Regions from separate parts of the Mus musculus genome. Here regions 1, 2 and 4 are each linked to region 3. Evidence: chromatin loops called from intact Hi-C (ENCODE). Cell type or tissue: heart. All regions are shown on one strand.

Evidence for each region. Hi-C counts contacts between places; a loop is a spot of excess contacts. Peaks named below come from ENCODE experiments on the same cell type or tissue, not always from the same donor. Only the 100,000 strongest peaks of a DNase experiment are listed, where the experiment ranks them.
Region 1: it touches region 3 in a loop (8-fold over the local background); 15 of 42 quality-filtered maps call a loop at or near these places.
Region 2: a loop joins it to region 3, with 6 times the contacts of the local background. A loop is called at or near these places in 15 of 42 quality-filtered maps.
Region 4: a loop joins it to region 3, with 3 times the contacts of the local background. A loop is called at or near these places in 3 of 42 quality-filtered maps.

Annotation. Positions count from the first base shown.
Region 1 is chr16:86,642,633-86,647,632 of GRCm38, forward strand. No RefSeq gene overlaps it. Among named protein-coding and RNA genes, the nearest start is that of Gm32461, 160 kb to the right of the region's middle. In heart, a CTCF peak has its summit at 2,395; no DNase peak of the experiment used is centred here; H3K27ac peaks cover 564 bases.
Region 2 is chr16:86,880,222-86,885,221 of GRCm38, forward strand. No RefSeq gene overlaps it. Among named protein-coding and RNA genes, the nearest start is that of Gm32624, 66 kb to the left of the region's middle. In heart, CTCF peaks have their summits at 1,561 and 2,494 (motif pointing left); a DNase peak (open chromatin) is centred at 3,810; H3K27ac peaks cover 378 bases.
Region 3 is chr16:86,417,108-86,422,107 of GRCm38, forward strand. No RefSeq gene overlaps it. Among named protein-coding and RNA genes, the nearest start is that of Gm32357, 180 kb to the left of the region's middle. In heart, a CTCF peak has its summit at 2,541 (motif pointing left); no DNase peak of the experiment used is centred here.
Region 4 is chr16:85,897,272-85,902,271 of GRCm38, forward strand. Adamts5 (a disintegrin-like and metallopeptidase (reprolysin type) with thrombospondin type 1 motif, 5 (aggrecanase-2)) reads right to left here and starts at 3,854. Exons shown (of 8, transcript NM_011782.2): 1 at 1,893-3,854. The coding sequence starts at 2,996. It overlaps Gm46558 (a long non-coding RNA gene), which reads left to right and starts at 2,529. Exons shown (of 3, transcript XR_001781962.2): 1 at 2,529-2,726; 2 at 3,560-5,000. In heart, CTCF peaks have their summits at 2,183, 2,991 and 3,652; DNase peaks (open chromatin) are centred at 1,230, 2,280, 3,850, 4,430 and 1 weaker place; H3K4me3 peaks cover 2,887 bases; H3K27ac peaks cover 2,311 bases; H3K27me3 peaks cover 328 bases.

The DNA of each region.
Region 1 (5,000 bases), 230 kb after region 3:
TAGCTCCTCAAGAATGATCAACTTTTCAAATACAACCTGAACAAGAAAAGCAAAGGAACTTTGATAAAAATATGTATCTAACTACATGACGTTTCTAAAGATGTAGCCCTTCCAGATCACTATTGCATGGAGAAAAAAATGCCAATTTTCTTAGAATGAACTCTATGAACTTATATCATCCATACAGCAAAACACCCCTTCAATCGATGAGCTTGGAATCCACCAGGGACCTTACTTCACATTGGTTAAACTTCGAGAGCTTCCTTCATTCAATGTGTTGTGATCATAACTATTTTCCCCCAAATGATTCCCCCTCCCTTTCCACCTTATTTGGCACCTCCTTGTTTACCATCAAGGCCAACTTGATACCCGAAAATTCTTGGATGTTCGGTCTTCCATTGGAGAGTGGTCAATTTGTCAGTGGGTTATACTTATAGAGAAAACTGGCCTAACCTTTCCCAGCAACTAAGAATTACCAATAGATCCTCTGTTGCCTTGAGCCTTTGGAAGAGGTAATGGATATATGTTCTCTTTACAGATGGACATTCTGAATTCTCTTTTCTTCTGTACTTTGACCATTGTGGGTCTCTGTCTTGATTTTCTTCTACTAGAATTAGGAGTTTCTCCATTGTTGATTCAATAATGCCTTAATCTACTATTATAATGATAGGTCATTAATAGTTGTTTTAATACTATATCCGCTACCATAATGTTAGTAGAGTCATGCCTTCTCTCCTTGTATTTTATTAAAATATATTATTTGTTTACAATTTTATTGTAAATTCCACAAATGTATGCAATACATTTTGATCACACAAAATTGTTTTGTTAATACAAAGTTGTTGTGCATAAAACCCAGTATGGCATAAAATCCATCTTCTTATAGTCTTTACTGTATAGTCTTTCTCTCTTACACAATGTTCATTGGGCCTCTGAGTGGGTATAGACATCCCAGTTATGAATAATCCTTTAACCATCATTTATTTTCAGCACTCTGGCCAGTTATGGGTCTTTGCTGCTAATCATTACCCACTGAAAATACATCACCTTATCCAAAGATGATGGCAGCACTAATCTCTGGGAATAAACATAATTATTTAGAATGATATTTGGAGGGGAAAATCATGTCCACTTAGCACAAAAACAACAGCAGTTTTGTTTTGTTTTGTTTTGTTTTTTCTACTATAGACTATAAGCTCTTTAGCTTAGATAGAAATTTCCCCAGCTGCCTTTATAGCATCCTTTGGTACTATGATGGGCTAGCCAAAGAGGAAGAAATTTCCAGCTCAGATCCAGCCTGTGTTCTCTATATCCTATGACAAATGCACGTGATGTCTAGAACAAGAGGGTGTTAGTATGTGTTTCCAGTGATCAGCCACAACAGTAGCCATTGCTGGTATTGTCCTGAGGTTCTCTGGGGCTTCCCCATGCAAAACTTATAAACTTATAGTTTCAATAGTAAACTATGGCTTCAAAACTTTGGACTCAAGAAAAAGCCACAAGAAAACCTGACCCTTGGTAAGCTAATTACAACGTAATATTAAAAAGCAATATACCCTATATGGTTAGATGAATCTGGTATGCAGCACAGCTTAACAAACACTTCCTAACACATAACAAGTGAGTCAAACTTCCTTTTTATCCTTTGAAGTTATGTTCAAAGATCCTCCTTGTCTAGAGTCTCATTTTCTTTCTTCCTGAAGAACTAGCAATCTTTTAGGACTAACCTTACATTTCATTTTGTTTATAAGTTCACATTCCATTGCTAAATTCTGTTTTCTAATCTACTTCCATAACTATGTCATACAGCAGTTTCATCATGATGGAAGCATAATTGAAGCAATTAATATGATTGGCTGAACACCTACAATATGTCAAGAACTCTTCCAAATGACCTATGTCCAGTGCTTCACTGAATTTTCACAATCACTCCATTTTAGTTGTTCACAGTTAACTCAGAGAACTTAAGTGTTATACCAGATTTACTCATTTAGCACATGGCCAACACAATTTTTCATCCAAATGCTTCCTGGGTCCAAATCTTTAAAAATAATTCTAGGACACCTTCATTCTAGTTGTTTGAATTCCGTTTCTTACCATATAATACTACATTTCTATATTTGGAAAACTTTCAGATTGTTTTAACTCCAGAATCTGCATTTTTCATGTTTTTGAAATAGCTTTTTGTAACCTTGAAGATGAGTCTTTTATATTTGCCAAAAGTGTTTGCAAACATCAAATATAACATGAGACAAAGCATTACTGTTCTGCACCTTTAATAGCAACCAGACATTTCCCCAGACTACCTTAAATGTTGAAGTTACAGAACTGGTCATGATTAATGTAATAAGCAGCCAAGATGGTTTACTTTATGATCTCTGCATGACATCTAGTGGTTGGAGTTGGAATATTTACGGAAATGATCTTGTGCCAGAAAGTCCATGTTAGTTGAGAGTCCTCAGTCTCAACATAAAAGGAAGAGTGACACACAGCTCTCTCACTTCTGAAGTCTGGAAAGAGGGAACTCTTGATCATTTATATTTCTCACTCCATGTGTCAGAGCACAGCAATCTGTCTTTGTGTTAAGCAATCGCTGCTCACTGGGGCTTGTGAAACTTTATTTGCCTGTAGTTAGTACTCACTTCTGATGGCTGTGACTCTGGTAATCATTATCACATGCAAAAATGAACAAATCCTTTTGGTTCTGTTTCTTCGACTCTGTGCCACAACAAACCCTCTGTGGCTACAAAGAAGCTTTATATAACCTGCATGCACACAATAACATCACTGGCTTTATTGTTTTAGATTTTTAAAAAAGTGTTATGTACATCTGTTTTGATCTTTCTAAAATGTTATAAACAAGCAATTTCTAGATTTTGAGTCATAAGCATGCCCTTTGTTTTTCATCCTCTGATATAAGATTTGGAAAGAGCTTCCAGTAACTTTGAGTCAGCTTACATGACTGACAATACAAAGTGGCACATGACATGCTTGTGTCCAAGTGATTGGCACACCAGAGCTGGGAGAAGCAGGCAAGGACCTGAAGTCCAACAGTCAAAGACAAGGTCCCAGAGAATGAGTGACTGGAAACAAGCTGTTGCCCTTGAACCTGTGTTCCTACAGAGGGATCTGAGGCTGCCCATCACACCATCTTCTAGTTCCTTCGTCCATAAAACAGAATGTCATTTACCTCAGTTTCATGTGATGAAAACCACCCTAGCATGTGTAAAATTAAGAGTCATTCTAATTAGAAATAGAGAAAGAAGTATTCAGATCAAAAACTGTCCCTGGGTATTCACAAATGGATGCAGGCCAACAGAGAAAATACGTGACAACCAGAGCAGAGAAAATACGTCACAACATGCCGCAGAGAATCTGAAAAGCACTCATAGGTGTTTTCTGTGAAGTCTGGAAATTATCATAAACACTACTTTTTAGAATTTTTCCATCAGAGTTTTTATCTAGAGTTTTGAAAACATTGTTTATGTAATATGTGTGACCTAGTGAATATATATATATATATATATATATATATATATATATATATATATATATATATATGTATATACACACTATCTGTTTGCAGGAGTCTTTGAGGGGAGAGGGGAACCTTGGATCCTCTAGAGTCAGAGTTGGCATAGGTGCTAGGTACCAAATCCAACTGGGTCCTCTGCAGGCGTTTAAGTGCTCATAAGTTCTGAGCCATCTCTCCAGTCCCCTAACTGAGCTTGGAAGTTCATGTGATTTATTATCCTTATTTTCTTTGTGATTGTATGTGGAGCACATGCCTTAACACACACGAAGAGGTCAGAGGACAGCTTGTTGAGTTGGGTCTCTCTTCTTCCCACCCTGTGAGCCCCTGGCATCAAAGTCAAGTTATCAGTCTTGGCAGCAAGAACCATCTCACTATGCCTAAACACCATCTTTTAATGTTCTGTTATTCCTAAATATTCTTTTTTACTGTGACATAAGCAAAATTATGCATTATGTTTCTCAAATTCAGGGTTTTTTTCACTATAAACAAAAACCAACACTATGATAGTACTAGAAACATGTTAACTTTGCAATGGGAAACATATATACAATAATTATTTAGTACTTCAAAGTCTATTGCTAGAGATTATGGTATCAGCAAACATGAAATTCACCTCTGGGATAAAGAGTAAAAGAAGCAATCCCTCTGCAGAGGCTCAAAGAAGACTTTTGTTGAAGAGGTGAGTTTCCCATGCATGGTCTTTGAAGTGGGTTCTTGTTAAATCTAGGGACCTCGTGATGAATGAACTAGAAGAGAGACTGCTGACAGATCAGAATACTACAGTGGTGGTTTTGTCCTTTGGTTTGAGAAAGTTGATGATTATTAAGCTCCCTGCCTAACAGGCTTTGTTCCTAACCCAAGATTCTCCACCCTAAAGAGACAAATAGTAAAGGCATTTGAGGTTGCCACTTAAATAGACTCTCTCCTAGCCTTCCATGTGTGGTGCTTTTTTTTTTTTTTACCCCGATAATGTATATTTTAGTCACTGAAATTACTTATGGGAATGGATCTGGTGTTTCTGCAGGTTTGAACATAAAAGAATAGACAGGCAAACAGATGGAATCACATATGGGTGTTCATGGATCCGATTCAGGAGGGCTCAACTTTTGCCTTCTTGGGATTATTTAGTTTTAAAAGGCAGTCTCTGCCTGCCTCTCTGTTATTTATCAGCATGAGATAGCTGACCGATTTAAGTGCTGATCTTAAGCAAGGTTGGCACGTCCACCCTTGATATTTAACAGACCTGAACTGAACAAAGCACACACAGTTTGACTCATTTTAAATACTTGGTCACTTTTTAACTCCATGTAAACTCTTTGGTTAAACCTTATTTCAAACGGTGAAATAATCATAGCCTTCATGCGCTGTCTGGTTTAGGACAGGTTTTTTTTTTCCCCTGATGGGATGGAGTGATGGCTTTGTGGTTAAGAACTCTGGCTACTCTTCCAGATGACTTCAGTTCAAT
Region 2 (5,000 bases), 460 kb after region 3:
CTTCTGTGATGTTCCCTGTGCTTCGGCTTCAGGGGCGATATTGTAAATGTATCTGTTTGGCACTTGTCTCCTAATGATCTGTTGATGACATGATGTCATGGCATGATGACTAGGTGTGTCTTTCTATAATGGTCTCCATCTACTGCAGAACTGTCTCTCACAGGGAGGATGAGAGCTACAGATATTTGTGGGCATAAGGATAGGCTTTAGAAAAAAAGTTAGAAATTATACCTGGCTAGTAATATGGTAGCAGTAGGCTTTCTTCCAGGATCCATGACCTGGATAGTTCCCTAGATTTTCGGTACCAGGCACTATATATTCTAAATCTAACTTAACAGAAGTTGGTTACCACCAAGACATGCGTGCCAATGCTGTATCTTTAGGGATAGCTTGACATGGTGGTTCAGTTTATGGTTCATAGGTATCAGAGCTGGATAGGGCTACTAATTCCTTCCCTCCCTTGGTAAGTTGCATAGGACTTTCTTATGCTAAGGAAACTCATCCACAGGAAGAAGGACATCAGGTTACATGCAGTTAGAAGCATCTGGGTCCCATAGCCTAGGGATGCTGCCTTCTGTAACTTCAACCTCTGGGATGCATCCCAGGGCAACACCAACTGCCTCCATTATTTTGGGAGTCACCTGGACTATCCCACAAATATCTTGAAAGGAGGTTTCTTGTGACTGGCTCTGGAGATTTTGTCAGATACTTTGTCAGAAATGCAGTAGTCATGTTAATAGTATCGAAGTCTTTTGGTCAGCTACTGGATATTTGTCTTTTTGTAAGTATTCACAATGGAAGATGAATGACAGTTGTTTACAGCCATTCAACAGCACGAGTTATTTTTTTCCAAGTTTTACTAGTCTCTAGATACCTTTTCTGACAAGCTTTACAATTTCAAACAAGTAAATATTTTATATGTGGCAGGGCTTCATAAAAACTTTTATTACCCTAACACTTTCAGATAAACTTAGGTAAACATTCTTGTGTCGTGCTTACAAAAATAATGAAAACGGACCTCAGCTTACATATTTTTATATACTGTCAATGTTAGTATTCAGCCTTCACAATGATATTTTCCCCTGGCCATAGGTACTATGTTTTATTATAGATATTTATTTTATTTTAGGAAAGCTGATGTTAACATAGTTTAGCCTTCACATAAAAGCTCAAATGAAGTAGTGCTCCAAATGATGTCTGTTAGAAATTTAAATGTTAAAGCAATTTCAAAACTTTTCTTAACAAGCAGATTCACTGCTAAATCACAAGACAGGTTCATTAAAAGACGATTAGTAATTTATAAAATATATAGTAACAATAAAAATAGTCACTAAAACTTCTATATTTTTTAATTGTGGTAAAAACTGGCATAGTAGGGTTTTCTTAATATGCATTCTTTGCTTCCTAACACTTGAAATTGTCGTAAAATTTAGAGAACATGTAGGATTTCCCCAATTCTTATTAGTACATGCTAGCTACTTTTTAGTAACTTTTCTAAATTTTGAGCACCCTGAGTTAAAAGGTTTTGAAAAGTCATTCTGCCACCTTGCGTTCCGTACTGTCAAGGCAGTTTTGTGCTTCTGGGAAACCACGGGAAATTTTCTGCCAACAGGGAAGTCTTAATTCTGAATCAGAATTCTAGAATCATCCTGGACTCCTCTGCCTGTATTATTGTTTCCAAGTTTTCATGAACCTATCACAGATATTTGTAACTCAATATATTCTTATGCCAGAGTACGGATTCAATTCTCATTATTTTTACTAAGATTTTGAAAGACAAATAACAAAACTTTAATTGAAACCATATGTGATTCTGTAAAAAAAAAAATGTTTTCTTACATATTCTTAACTGAATGACTAATTGATACATGAAAGTATACATATTGTATACTTTTTTAATGAAATATAAACAAAGAAAAACAAGCTTATATTTTAAATACTTCTTTTGTGTAAGTGGTGAACAACTTGTGTGTGTGTGTGTGTGTGTGTGTGTGTGTGTGTGTGTGGTGTGGTGTGTTTTGAACTCAGAAAACTAGAAAAAGCAAAACTCCAAAATTCCATAAAAGAAAAGAAAATAATACAAAAACCCAATGATAACAAAGGATTGTTGTAAATCAAGTTGAACATCAATAAATAGCCTCTCAAACCTACTTTATTGTGAGAACACAGTATGTAGTCTCAAGGCTATTGATGCAGGGCATCTTCATAATGGTTGACCTTGCTTTCTTAGGCATTTCTTTCCTTGATACGGAGACTCCTGAACTTTTTGTATTTCATTCTGTTCTTGAAAGTCATTGAAGGACTACATCAGAAATGTATAGATATGACAGTTGGGGTTGTAGGGAAAAGGTGGTTACGGTACTAGTCATAATCTTAAAGGGCCTTTTCCCTCCTCTTTCAGGGGGACTTTTAACTTACCACAAAATAACTGATTTGTGTGACTACAATCCCTCTGAGGAAATGATCAATGTGAACGGTGTGCTACTGCCATCTTGTGTCCGAAAAGAGTCCCTCAGTTTCTGTAGCATGCTAGTTGGAGTGAGGAATTCAGAAATGTTCTGAAACTAGCCTTCAGGCTTTTGCAGTAGAATGTAGGAGGGAGAACTTTAGGCTGTGGGTCTCACGAAGCAGCTGTTAAACCCAGAACGCATGACATTCTTGAAGCTGCCAGGGTGTGCATGACTTAACCTGCTCCCCTCGGACTTTTACTCTGAGATGATACTTTTAAAGTTTCGAGCAAAAATTGGAAGTCAGAGAAAGCAACAGATGAAGGCAAGAGAATAACACTTTATCACTAGAAACTACATGGAATTTTCAAATGTTAGAGCCATAACATTTTTCTCTAAGTCTTAGTGTATTAATCCAATATAGTCAGTCAATGCTTCAAAACTTGGGGTGCTTGAATTTAGAAAAAAAATCTTAAAGCCATCAACACTTTCAAAATCCTTTAATTCATTACATTACATCAAAAGAATTCTCAGCATTATGACTGTTAAATATCAGGCCAAGTTGCTGAGAGGATTTCACTATTGTACATAAATATCCAAAAGATGACCTTAGTACTTAGCTATTCTCAAAATCTACGCAATGTAAGAACAATCATGAATATTAGAAAGAGCACAGGAGTGACCCAGTGCTAATCTGCCAACCCAGCATGAACTTTCAGCATCCTCAAAACGCCAAGTACATCAAAGAGAATTCCTCACTCTGGAGAAATAAATGTGTCCTGAATCTCAGTGGAGAGACCAAGTATCACACTACTTCATCACCCAGAACTGAATCTACAAAATTATCTCAGCTATAGAAGCAACACCAGGTATTATGGGAGTATGTCCAGTCATCCCGTAACTTCTGTGACTGAAGGAATCTGAAGTAATCTTTTGGCTGAGAACTGGTCTTGGCTTTGCATTTGAAATCATAGGCAGTGATAGGCTGGTTTTCAGGCCAGGCACCGCCCACTGATGGATGCTTCTGCCTGGCTGCAAGCTGATCATCTGCAGATGGAGAATTGGGTCTCTGTTATCATCATTTCTTTTATCTGAAATCAATCTACTCTTGTTTTTAGACTTTGATCCTATAGTCAGCCTCCTATAAGACAGGCTTTGCCAGCACATCTATACAAAGATGAACTGCTAATGGGAGCCTCAGCTAAAATAACATGCACGGGTTTCCAGGCTGACTGTGACCCATCGATCCTTCCCTTAGCAAACATGTCTGACGTCAGGACCCCTGTACCTGTGCAAGTCCTTGCCAGAGAGGAGGCTAACAGGCAGAGCTGGCATGGACGTTAGGCTGCATTGTTCTAGTCTTGCCCATCTGATATTCCCGTCTGAGAGGAAGAGCTGTAGGAACTGATATAACTTTGGAAAGCCATACTTCCTTCCACTTCATGGTTCTTGACCAATGAAAACAAAGCACCACCAGCGGCAACACCAGATTTGCTTAGAAATCACAATAACAGACTAAAGCATACAGAGTTTTTCTTGTGGACATTGCCAGCACATTACCCAGCCAAGTCCACCCTTCTCTGAGAAATCGGTAAATTTCCCTCAGTGCTCAGAAGATGACAGTGAATCCCATGACTTTTAAAGCTTTATAAACGCAGTCTTGCTTTATATTATTGACAGCGAAATTAACTGCATTGCTTCATAACCTTTGAGAAGAGAATTTAGAAATGTTAGATATCCCTTTAGAAATTTTAAACACAAAATTTCTCATATAAAAATACTTTCTTATCTACAAATACCATAATAGAATTATGGTAATGAAAATGTAAATATATAAAATAGAAAACGATTTTGAAATCCATACCAGTGGAAACTGTAGTGGTTATAAAATAGTACTCCTGAGGCTAATTCTGACTGCTGAAAATGACCAGCAGCATCTGGGTATTTTCCTATCCATTATGCATATTATATGTTATCATGGCTTGCCATGGTTGTTAACCTTGGATAAAATTGAATTTGTTAACAGGACTGTTTTGTGGAAAGTTAGACCACAGTGTACTGCTGAAACACGCAATGAGATTAAGAGGGAGGCTCAAGGGTCACCAAGGTCATCACACTCAAAAAATGAGGATGGCTCCTGGCAGATTGGGTTGATTTGAATGCATTCACTAGACCCTTGAGTCTTTTGCCTGGTTTCAAATATGGCTTCTACTGTTGAGCACACTCCTGATGCAAACCCATAAATTCCTCTACCAATGCCCAGCTTACATTAGACGTGTGTGTTGGCACGTCGAGCACTGTGAGTTAAGTCTCTTCTTGGTAACGTCAGCCTGCCTGCAGTATTCAAAATGAGGAGTTTGAAGGGATACTTTGAATTGTTGATGTTCGTCCTACTAGACAGACATTTGGAATGTAGGGGGAAAAATGATCTAAAATCAGAAATCAAACTTTCAAAAAGATTACAAATTTATTCTAAACTGTACCCAGATGTATTATTTCAAATTTACCAAAATGTTATTTGTGTGTTTTCAGTGAGAACAACAATAAAGATGC
Region 3 (5,000 bases):
TTTCTTTCTACTCTTGTAGAAAGAAAGTCCTGAGCATTCAGAACAAGCAAGACTTTCAGCAATCCATAAATCACATTGTTGGGAAGCTCAAACATGGTGCTTAGCCACAGAATCACGGGTACTGAATTAGCAACACCTGATAGTGTGACAGTAAAGCCTCTCTACACGGAATTAAAGAGAAGTTTTGAACGCAGAAATAATGAACTAAAAGGAAAACTATATCAACTCCAGGTTACTAGGTGACAAAAGCCTAGGGACAGGTTCTGAGTGGTCAGAGAAATAAGTTTTCAGCACATCAAAAGGGAACAGGGAGAAAGAGGAAAGGGCAGAAGATAGCAAGGAAAGGGACTATATTTCCTTCATATATATTCCTATATGAAGGAAAAGAACAGATAACCCTACAGACATAAGAATGGGCAAGGAAAGAGAAAGCTACCAATTTTCAGTGATAAAGAGGAAAATAAGTTTAATAGTAAATATTCATGTATTTAGGTTAAACCCTGAGCTTGAAAAGGTGAGAAACAACCAGCTCAGACTTCCCTTTTAGAAATAATTGTATAGGGGTATTGTAATACACAAAGCCATTCCTATGTTTAATGTGTATAATTCATCATGACTACCTTTGTGTGGGCAGACTACAGACATTACCATTATCTAGTTTCTGAGTAATTTTTTTTCACCTTCAAAAGAAACTCCCCACTGCCCTTCCCCCTTTCCTTCTTTCAAGCCAGAGGCAACCTTAATCCATCCCCATCTCTAGGATTTCCCTCTTCTGGAGATTTTATACAAAAGTAGAAGACACTAAAAGTAATTTGAATGGATTCTTTAAAGTGAAAGTTTCTCAAGACTTATCTAGGACATAGTATGAATTACTATTCATTTACTTTTAATGCTGCAAAATATTCTATCTTATAAACATAAAGGATTTTATTATTTATTGGTAGATAAAAGCAGCTTCCCTAGAAATACTTTATCCATCTCACATACATGAAATTACAGGCACACACATAAAGTTCCTGTGGGGTTGTATGCTTATGGACTTTGGCTATATATCTTGGGATGAGTCTTCTGGACTCATGCAATCTCTATGTTTCCTACTTTGAAGAAATGCTGAGCTTTCTGTTCATTTGTTTTGTTTTGTTTTTTAAGTATGACTGCCCTGCCTCAATATACTGTGGTCCAAGAGATTGTTACAGCATGCTGACCGTTATTAGCAGTGGGCAATGGGCCCTGAAGTCCTTGTAGCTTCCCTATTTACCATTGAAATGGCAGTTGGCAATGCACTAGAACCATGATCTGTGGTTCAGTGCCCAAGTTCACTCCTGATCTTAGTGGGGAAAGGTAAGTGGTCAAACTCCATCTTGTCTCTTGCTAACTGGCTTGAGATTTTGGAACTACTTGAATGTTACATCTTATGCTAACCTCACTTTCAAGGCCTGAGAACAGCGACCATTAAACAAAGCAAAAAAAAAAAAAATTTTTTACAGACAAACCCTTCTTATATAAGCAGTTATGCCTAATTGTACTCAAGAGAACATATCTTGGTTTTAGAATGTTTTGATTCGAATTGGTTTACACTGGAACTAGGCCTACTCCCTACCATTGCAAGCATCACTTGAAAGTTCAGCTGCAGTTTCCAACACCTGAGTCATCTTCTGTAGCCATCCCTCTGTGCACTGCAGAAGTAAGTATTCTAGGCATCATAGTTTCCTTTACCTTGTGAGAAACATGGAAAAGGATTCCTTTAAAGTGTTGTTAAGGTACCAAATAAGGATGTATTAGATCATGGGAACATGCTGAGTTTTCATAGTCTTAGTCATAGCAAAGAGACATGCCCCAAATGTCTTCTTATGGGAAGTTGTTACCTAGTGCAATTTGACTTGAAGCCACGGAAGGAATTAGATGATTAATGCAAGAAAATGTGTGAGGCATAGGTTCCAACGTGTGATTCACCTTGCTGCAGAACCTCTGAAATAGTGGAGAAATTTGGTGTGAAATTAACCTGTTAGTATAAACATAGATCATCTTTCTCCACTATATAACATCTGAGTATAAAAAGGAACATTAATTTAATGCAGAAAATATCCCTTTAAGCACAGAACGTAGGTTGTGTAGACAACCAAATGTCCGTGGCTTCCTAGCCAATCTGTCAAGCTGAATTGACAAACCTCAGGTTCAGTGAGAAGCCCTGTCTAAAAAATTGGATAGAGAGACATTGAGAAGATGTCTAATGTTTTCACCTGGCCCCCTAAAGCTCAGAAGCTCATGGACACTCCTACATAGCTGCATGCACCCACACATAGCTTTGCACATTCATACTAACAAATGCGCACACGTGCAGTTATTCGTTGATTTGTATTAATATGGGATTACTGTGAAATCAAGAAAAAGTATTTTTCATACAGAACTTAAACTCTGTTCAAATCATATCTCAAATGTTTGAACGAGGTTTGAAATGACGTGTTAGATATTTAATTTGTAATAAATTGTGCTGTGATTTTAAGTTAAGGACTCATGGACGTTTATAGTCCAAGGTTTCCCCCTGGTGGCCACCTTGTCAACAACATACCAGGATAGAAGACGGAGAGGTGCTTTCTTGAAGCACTGCTTTAGCAACCCTATAGGTGGAACAACAATATGAACTAACCAGTACCCCCAGAGCTCCTGTCTCTAGCTGCATATGTAGGAGAAGATGGCCTAGTCGGCCATCATTGGGAAGAGAGGCCCCTTGGTCTTGCAAACTTTATATGCCCCAGTACAGGGGAACGCCAGGGCCAAGAAGTGGGAGTGGGTGGGTAGGGGAGCAGAGAGGGGGGAATATAGGGAAATAAAGGGAGGTTATAAGGAACTAAAGAAAATATCTAATAACAAAAGAAAAGAAAATGAAAACACAGAGGTTTCGTCCTATAGAACCTGAGTACTGGGATTTTTTTAAGAGAAAACACTACATTTCTTTGTTGGTTGTTGTTGTAAATATATTTATTCATATAATTAATTATATATCATATACTGTTTTGCTATGAAAATCTAAAGACCTTCCATTTTCATAAATTTTGAATTTAAAAATACTTTTATTTTTATGATCACACTTACTATACTTTTTTTTTTTTTCACTTAAGCAGAATTACTAATGCATGGCCTCATATCAAATCCTTAAACCGATGGTCAACAAGGTGTTCACCATTTCTTTTATGTTTTCAAAATGCATATGGCAACTGACATTCTATCTCAATCTAATCCATGATCTGTGGTTCTGAGTAACACGATGTCTTTTGTGCTTTAACTTAATAATATTAATGTGAGTCATGTTTACACTGTTTGCTGAGATATGTGTGCTGGTCAGACTAGGTACAACTCTCAGAGACTCATTTGTTTAAATGCTTGGCCCATAGGGAGTGCCACTATTAGGAGTATGGCCTATGGTTGCTGGAGGAAGTATGTTCACTGTGAGGGTAAGCTTCGAGGTTTCCTATGCTCAAGCTATGCCCAATGGGGCAGACAGTCCCCTGCTGCTGCCTGCAGATAAAGATGTAGAACTCTCAACTCCTTCTCCAGCCCCATGTCTGCCCGATGTTGCCATCCTTCTGACTGTGCTGATAATGGTCTAAACCTCTGAAACTTTAAGCCATCACCACTTAAATGTTTTTTTCTTTAAAAGAGTTGCCATAGTCATATTATCTCTTCACATCAATGGAACGTCTATGACACAACTTAAGTTCTGTACTTGTGTGACAAAATGAATTAACAAACATTATAATTATTTTAAAACAGAGCCTTGGTTATGATGTCATTTGGAAATGATAAAGGTTTTTAAAGGTCTGCTCCAAAGCACTTAATAAGCTATGAACTTCCTATGAACTTCCTTGTCACAGAACAAGCATTTGAAAGAAAGAATTTTGATGTTTGAACTTTTAGGAGCTTGACTAAAAACCCTGGTAAGATGATCAAAATGAAACACATTCATTTGCTCAAGGATATTACCACTTGCTCCCTTTGAAAATGACAGAATACTGCCACTAACATCAAGTAGTATAATCAGAGAAGAGTATAACAAAACTGTCTCTTCACTATTGTCTACATAGAAAAACTTCATATTCATACTCATTCTTTTTTAGTAAAATTGATATCCAATCATTCTCAGAAAAGGAAACAACATGTAAAACAATGTTTTCTCTTAACCACCGCAACAGTTTTGGATTTGGTGTCTGCAAACATGATGGATCCCCAGGTGGGCATTCCATGGTTGGTCCTTCTTCCAGTCTCTATTCCTTTTTTTTTTTTTTTTTTTTTTGTCCCTGTTCTTCTTTTGGATGGGAACATTTCCTGCTTAAAAAATTTGAGATGGAGCAGGCATGGTGGCACATGCCTTTAATCCTAGCACTCGGGAGGTAGAGGCAGGCAGATTTCAGAGTGAGAGGCCAGCCTGGTCTACAGAGTGAGTTCCAGGACAGCCAGGGCTGCACAGAGAAACCCTGTCTCAAAAACAAACAAACAAACAAACAAACAAACAAAAAATTTGAGATGGGTGGCCCCATCTGTGGACCAGGGGTCGTGCCAATTTACTGGAAATGGTTCCTTGGAAGGTCCTGCCAGCAACTGACCAAGGCAGATCTGGTTGCTTGTAGCCAACCATCAGGCTGAGCTCAGGTAACCTGGTGAGGGAGCTGGCAGAGGACTGGAAGAGTGGATGGGGGTTGCAAACCAATTGGAAGAACAGCATAGGCTGGCATGACCACCCAGTTCTCCCAGAGACTAGACTACCAATCAATAAGTGTACCTGGTGGGATCCATGGCTCCATATATACTTGTAGCAGAGGATGGCCTTGCCTGACAGCAATGAGAGCGGTTGCCATTGGTCCAGGTGAGGTTTGATCCCCCAGAGTAGGGTGATGCTGGAACAGTGGGGCAGAAGAGTATGGGTTGGTGGGGGAGCACTCTCATATAGGCAAAGGGGAGGGAGAAGGTCAAATGTGGGATGAGGGGTTGGTAGAGCGGTAACC
Region 4 (5,000 bases), 520 kb before region 3:
TCTCCCAAGCCTCCTTCTTGGCAGGCAGTCATTATATAGCAACACAAGGAAATCCAGACGTGGAAAGTTGCTTATGAAAAAAAAAAAAAAAGACTTGGAAATCAAGTGAGAAAAGGGCTAGTTTTACAGAAGAACTTTACAGGGCAGCCTACAAAATGCCTGTTGCACCATTATTTTAAAAGCTAGTGCAGGGCAGAGGAATTAAAGGGTGGCTTCCAGACCATCTCTGAATGAGATGAAAGCTTTTTCATTGCACCCAGAGCTGTGATGCCTACTTCTCCCTGGATACTTCTTTTGAGAACTTTCTTTGTGGGTTACAATTATGTCCACCTCATGATCTGCAAACGTTTCTCTCCTTTGACTTTATCAACACTCTTTTCTTCATACCATGGGCACCTTAACAAAAATAGAAAAATTAGGTAGGGAAGTTTTAGCACCCTGAAACCCCTAGAGTATGCCATTGAATTATCTATCCTTCCTCTTTGGTTACAGTTTGTAACTGTACACTGTCAAAGAGTTTGTTGTTACTTAAAAGTTATACTGGATGGATTTCACACACCTAGAATGATCCTTAAACATTAGTCCTTCACAGGCATTTGAAAGGGCACAAGTCAGGCAGAGAAATTGAATTTGGCAATAAGCCAAGCTTAAATCAGACTTAGAACACATCATGATGCTAAGATTAAGAAAGACAGGGAAGTGCTCAACATGGATGGTGGATGTATTACCAAGGCAAACTGAGGAAAGAAGTGGAGAGCAAGACCATGACACGCAGGCATGGTGTCTTCTAGGTATGCCATGCATAGTCACGGCAGTCATGCAGAAAATGAAACTGTGATCATCGATAGAACACACACACACACAGACACAGACATACACACACTAGGAGGGGGCTAGTTGGGAAGACAAAATTCAACAAGGATGGTAATGGGGACAGCTTTCTGAATGCTCAGGCTCACAACTATCAGCAGGACTTTTGGTCTGAAACGTCACGCTGACATGGTGGTCTGGTAACTGTGTAAATAGATGTGTTGCTCCCAGAATGTCTGGGCTCATAATGATCCATCTCTTTTCCTTCTCGGTAACCATCACCCTTAACGTGGGGAAGTCCTTGGAAAACGTTCTTCCCCACATCCTGAAGCTCTGCCCAGAACTTCAGAAACACATTCATCCAAACCCCAAACCTTCCAACTGGATTTGACCCTTGTTTGGCAGTTGGGCGGGAGGGTGGTGCTTCAGATGTGCTGGTAGAGGGCCTGGGGTGGGGGGTGGGGTGGGGGGTTGTCCTCACTGCTGATTGGGCTTCCGCATCCCCTTGACCCTCCCACATTCCTTCCTTCTCAGGAACTCAGATTCCAAGGTGGATATGTCAGAAGCCCATTTGGAAGCCACATTAGAAAAAGCAGTCCTTTGGAAAAGACCAGTGTTGCAGAAGAGTTCGTTTAAGGACATTTACAAGGGAGGCCATCAATCAGATAAAAGCAACTGCCAACTTTCAAGTCCTTCCCATTAAGTAGGACAAAGTAGTACTTTCGTCTTCACTGGGAAGTAGAAAACATGCAATTTCAGACGACAGTCTTACTTTCCTCCTTTTGCCATGTAACTGTACACCTCCTTATCGCGGCCATACACCACAGTGTCCTGTCTGACTGGCGTCCAGCCTTAGCGAGTGTTGATCTCATAAAGTCGCCTCACTTAAAGCAGAGATTACTGCAGAGGCTCACCGAAACACCTGAGTGTAAGTGGGGGCTGAGTGGTTTGCATGCAAGATGCATTTAAGTAAATCTCTATTGAGTGACAAGTCCTTTATGGGAGAAGCAGAGCCACTAGCAAGACCTGCCCTTCCACCAGTCTTTGTATCCCAGGGCTGGGCACCCACCTTCTGTACCTACCTCTCGGGTGAACAGGATGGCTGCATCGTAGTGCTCTTCGTGATCATCCCCTAGCTGGTTATGTTGGTGCTGCCATTTGCAAAAGTTCTTGAGGGTCGTGGCCGCATTCTTGCTCACCTCCAGACTCGTGTCCTTGTCCGTCAGCACCACCACCTTCACCACCGCCAGGCGGATGTGGTTCTCAATGCTTGCATGACTGTACAGCCTGTTGGCGATGGAGGCCAGGGTCAGCAGGTAATGCTGCAGGCCCCGCCCATACATCCTGGCCATGGACGAGTCAGCCACCAAGAGGAGCTCCACCTGGCGGGCCCTGGAGATGGAACGGCGCCTACGCCTCCACCAAGTCTGAGGTCCCGCGTTCCCAGATGGCGAGAAAGCTGAGTGGTCCAGCAGCTGCGGGGCCAGCGCTGAGCGTCTCCTAGATCTACTGTGCACCGAGGGGCTCTCTTGGGGCCCAGATGGGGATGCAGGAGTCTCGCAACTGGCGCGTGGCGGCAGGGCCTCGAAGCTAAAGCCCTCGCGGTTGTAGACATGCAGGATGCGGGAAGATCCATCCCCATAAATTCGTTCATACTCTGCCCAGGACCCACGCAGGAGTGGCTTTAGAGTGTAGCGCGCATGCTTGACTGCAAAGAAGCCATCGAGACCCCCGCAGAGGTCAAAGACAGCTAGGGATCGAGGGCTGCCGTCCACGGTGCCTCTGTAGAAACAGTGACCCCGGTGGCCAGAGGATGCGCTCAGCCCTCCTCCTGCAGTAACGATGCTACCAGCAGCACCCACTGTGTCATCTCTCTCCAGGTCCAGCAGGAACCTCCGGCCGCCCGCGTAGACAAGGTAGCCCACTTTGCCACCGCCAGAGTAGAGTTGGTCTATATTCTGGACCAGCCCGCCGCTCCTGCGCTGCCCGGCCAAGGGTTGTAAATGGCCTCGCTCCCGTGTTTCCTCCCCCTGCGGCTGGTCCGGCTCGGCGGCCGCTGCTGCAGCCTGAGGCTGCCTGGTTTTATCCTGGGCAGGTGCCGCGGCGGGGCTGTCAGCGGCCAGGGACAGGCAGGACGCGCTCAGCAGCAGCAGTAGCAGCAACAAGGGCGCCCACTCGAGCCGCATAGTGCGCTGCCCGCCGGGAGGGGCTGCGCGACTGAGTCTAGCTGGATGCTTGCTATTTGCTATAGAAGTTTCAGGGGCGGGGGTGGGGGGCTCGCCCTCCCACCCACCCACCCACAGCCGCACACTCTACACACTGGCGTGCAAGGTTGAGTCAAGTGTCCAGGAAAGGGTAGGGGGAATCCGCAGCAGAGAGCCAGCCTGGCCTGGCACCGGTGCCACTGTGAGAACTTTTTCTTTGTTGGTTTGGAAAATGTTTGGAATGGAGGTCCAAGAGACGGAGGAAGAAAAATTTTAAATAAAATAAAAGAAAAAAAATTAAATAAAGGGTGGTGTTGGTGGGAGTAAAAGCCAAGAGGTGGAGAGCAACCAAATACAAAAAAGGAGAGAGGCCCAACGCAGACAAGATCTTTGCACAAACAGATCAAAACAAACGAGCTAAGAGAGTAAGAAGGGCGACCGCGCTGGCCCGCAACTGGTGCGCGTCCGCTCCCGCCCCCTCGAAGCCCGGGGCTGGCGGGCTGCAAAGCTTCCAAGCTCCGACCCACTTCCTTTCTTATTCTCAGGGCTTCCTCGGCTCCGCTGGAACCCGAAGGCAGGGAGAAATGAGACGGGAGAAAAGAAAAGGAAAGAAAGCAAGCAAAGGAAACACCTAAAAATGTTTAAAATCAAAAGCTAGGAGGCGGCCTGCGGAGAGCCAGCGAGGCGGCGCGTCCCGGTCCCTTCCGTTGCCGCGTCCTCCCGCCCGGGATCATCCCCAGTCGGCTGCTACGGGCGCGGAGAGCGGCTCAGGCGCTGTGAAGATGCGAGGAGGTGGGACAATGAATTTATAGCGGCGTGCCATCCTGCAATGGCAATTTCAACAATTCGTCACTGCACGCTGCCTCTTAAAGGGAGAGCTTCCCCCACCACTCCCACCCTTCCCGGTCCGCGCCTAATCTGATGGGGGAGGGAGCAGCGAGAGGAGGAGGGTGATCGAGGAAAGGCAGACCGGGAAGGAGGAAGGGGCCAGAACCTAGCAAGGTGGAAGGAGGGACAAAGGAGGGAGTAAGGGTGAGAAAGAGATTGAGAGAGAAAAAGTATTTGGGCAGAAAACAAGAAAATTCTCTTGGCCTCATTTAAAGCCACAGCAACTCCGGTTCTGTGTGGTATTTCACAACCAATCGGGGTTGGCTAACCTCGGCTTACCTCATCTCCTGAAGGGGTGTTTTGGTGTGTTTTTAAAGTCTCTCTCTGCCTCCTTCCCCTTGCTGTTCTTGAGCGGGATATGAAGTTCTTGCTTCATTTTGCCGGCCAGTGCGCTCTGGCCTTGTAGACCTGGTAACTTCACTGGTCAGGGCAGCCGCCTGTGCAACCCCAAGTCCCTCTCTCTTTTCCCTGGTTCTCTCCAGTCGGTCCCGGTAGCTGATTTCCAGCCTCCTCATCTCCTAGCTTGTTCACGTTCCAACACTTGCTGACTTCGGGCTAGGGGTGACTAACTTCTCCCGGCCATCAGCTGAGCAGCCAGGCAGCCACCGGTGCTTCCTGGCGCGTCTCTGGGCATGCAGCACTGCGGTGACCCCAACAGGGCCGGCTGCGGCCTGGGAAGTCCTTGGCTTTGTGTATAAATGGCGGTACTCCCAGCTTTTTTTCCAGGGCATAGTTGGTCAGTGCCCACAATCTGTCACTTATCCCAGCCACTGGAACTCTGAGCTGTAGGATGTCAGGGTGGGAAAGAGTTAACTCTTGAAGGGGAATCTGCACCCCCACCCCAGACTTTTACATTTGTGCTCACACTTTCTGGCAAACACTCCTTTGTTTGTTTACTTGCTACTCTTCTTATAAGTCAGCCACTCACTGTCAGCCCTCTCATTTTCAAAGCTCATATCCCAGGGAAGAATACTTGAGGGGAGGTGATTGGTGGTTATTAGTAGGCAGGTGGCATGGCCCCTGCTACTCAGTTCCTCCATCCTTTGTTTCCTCTAATTATCAATTCTAAGAAGGTGAAAGGAAACCCTAGTGACTTTC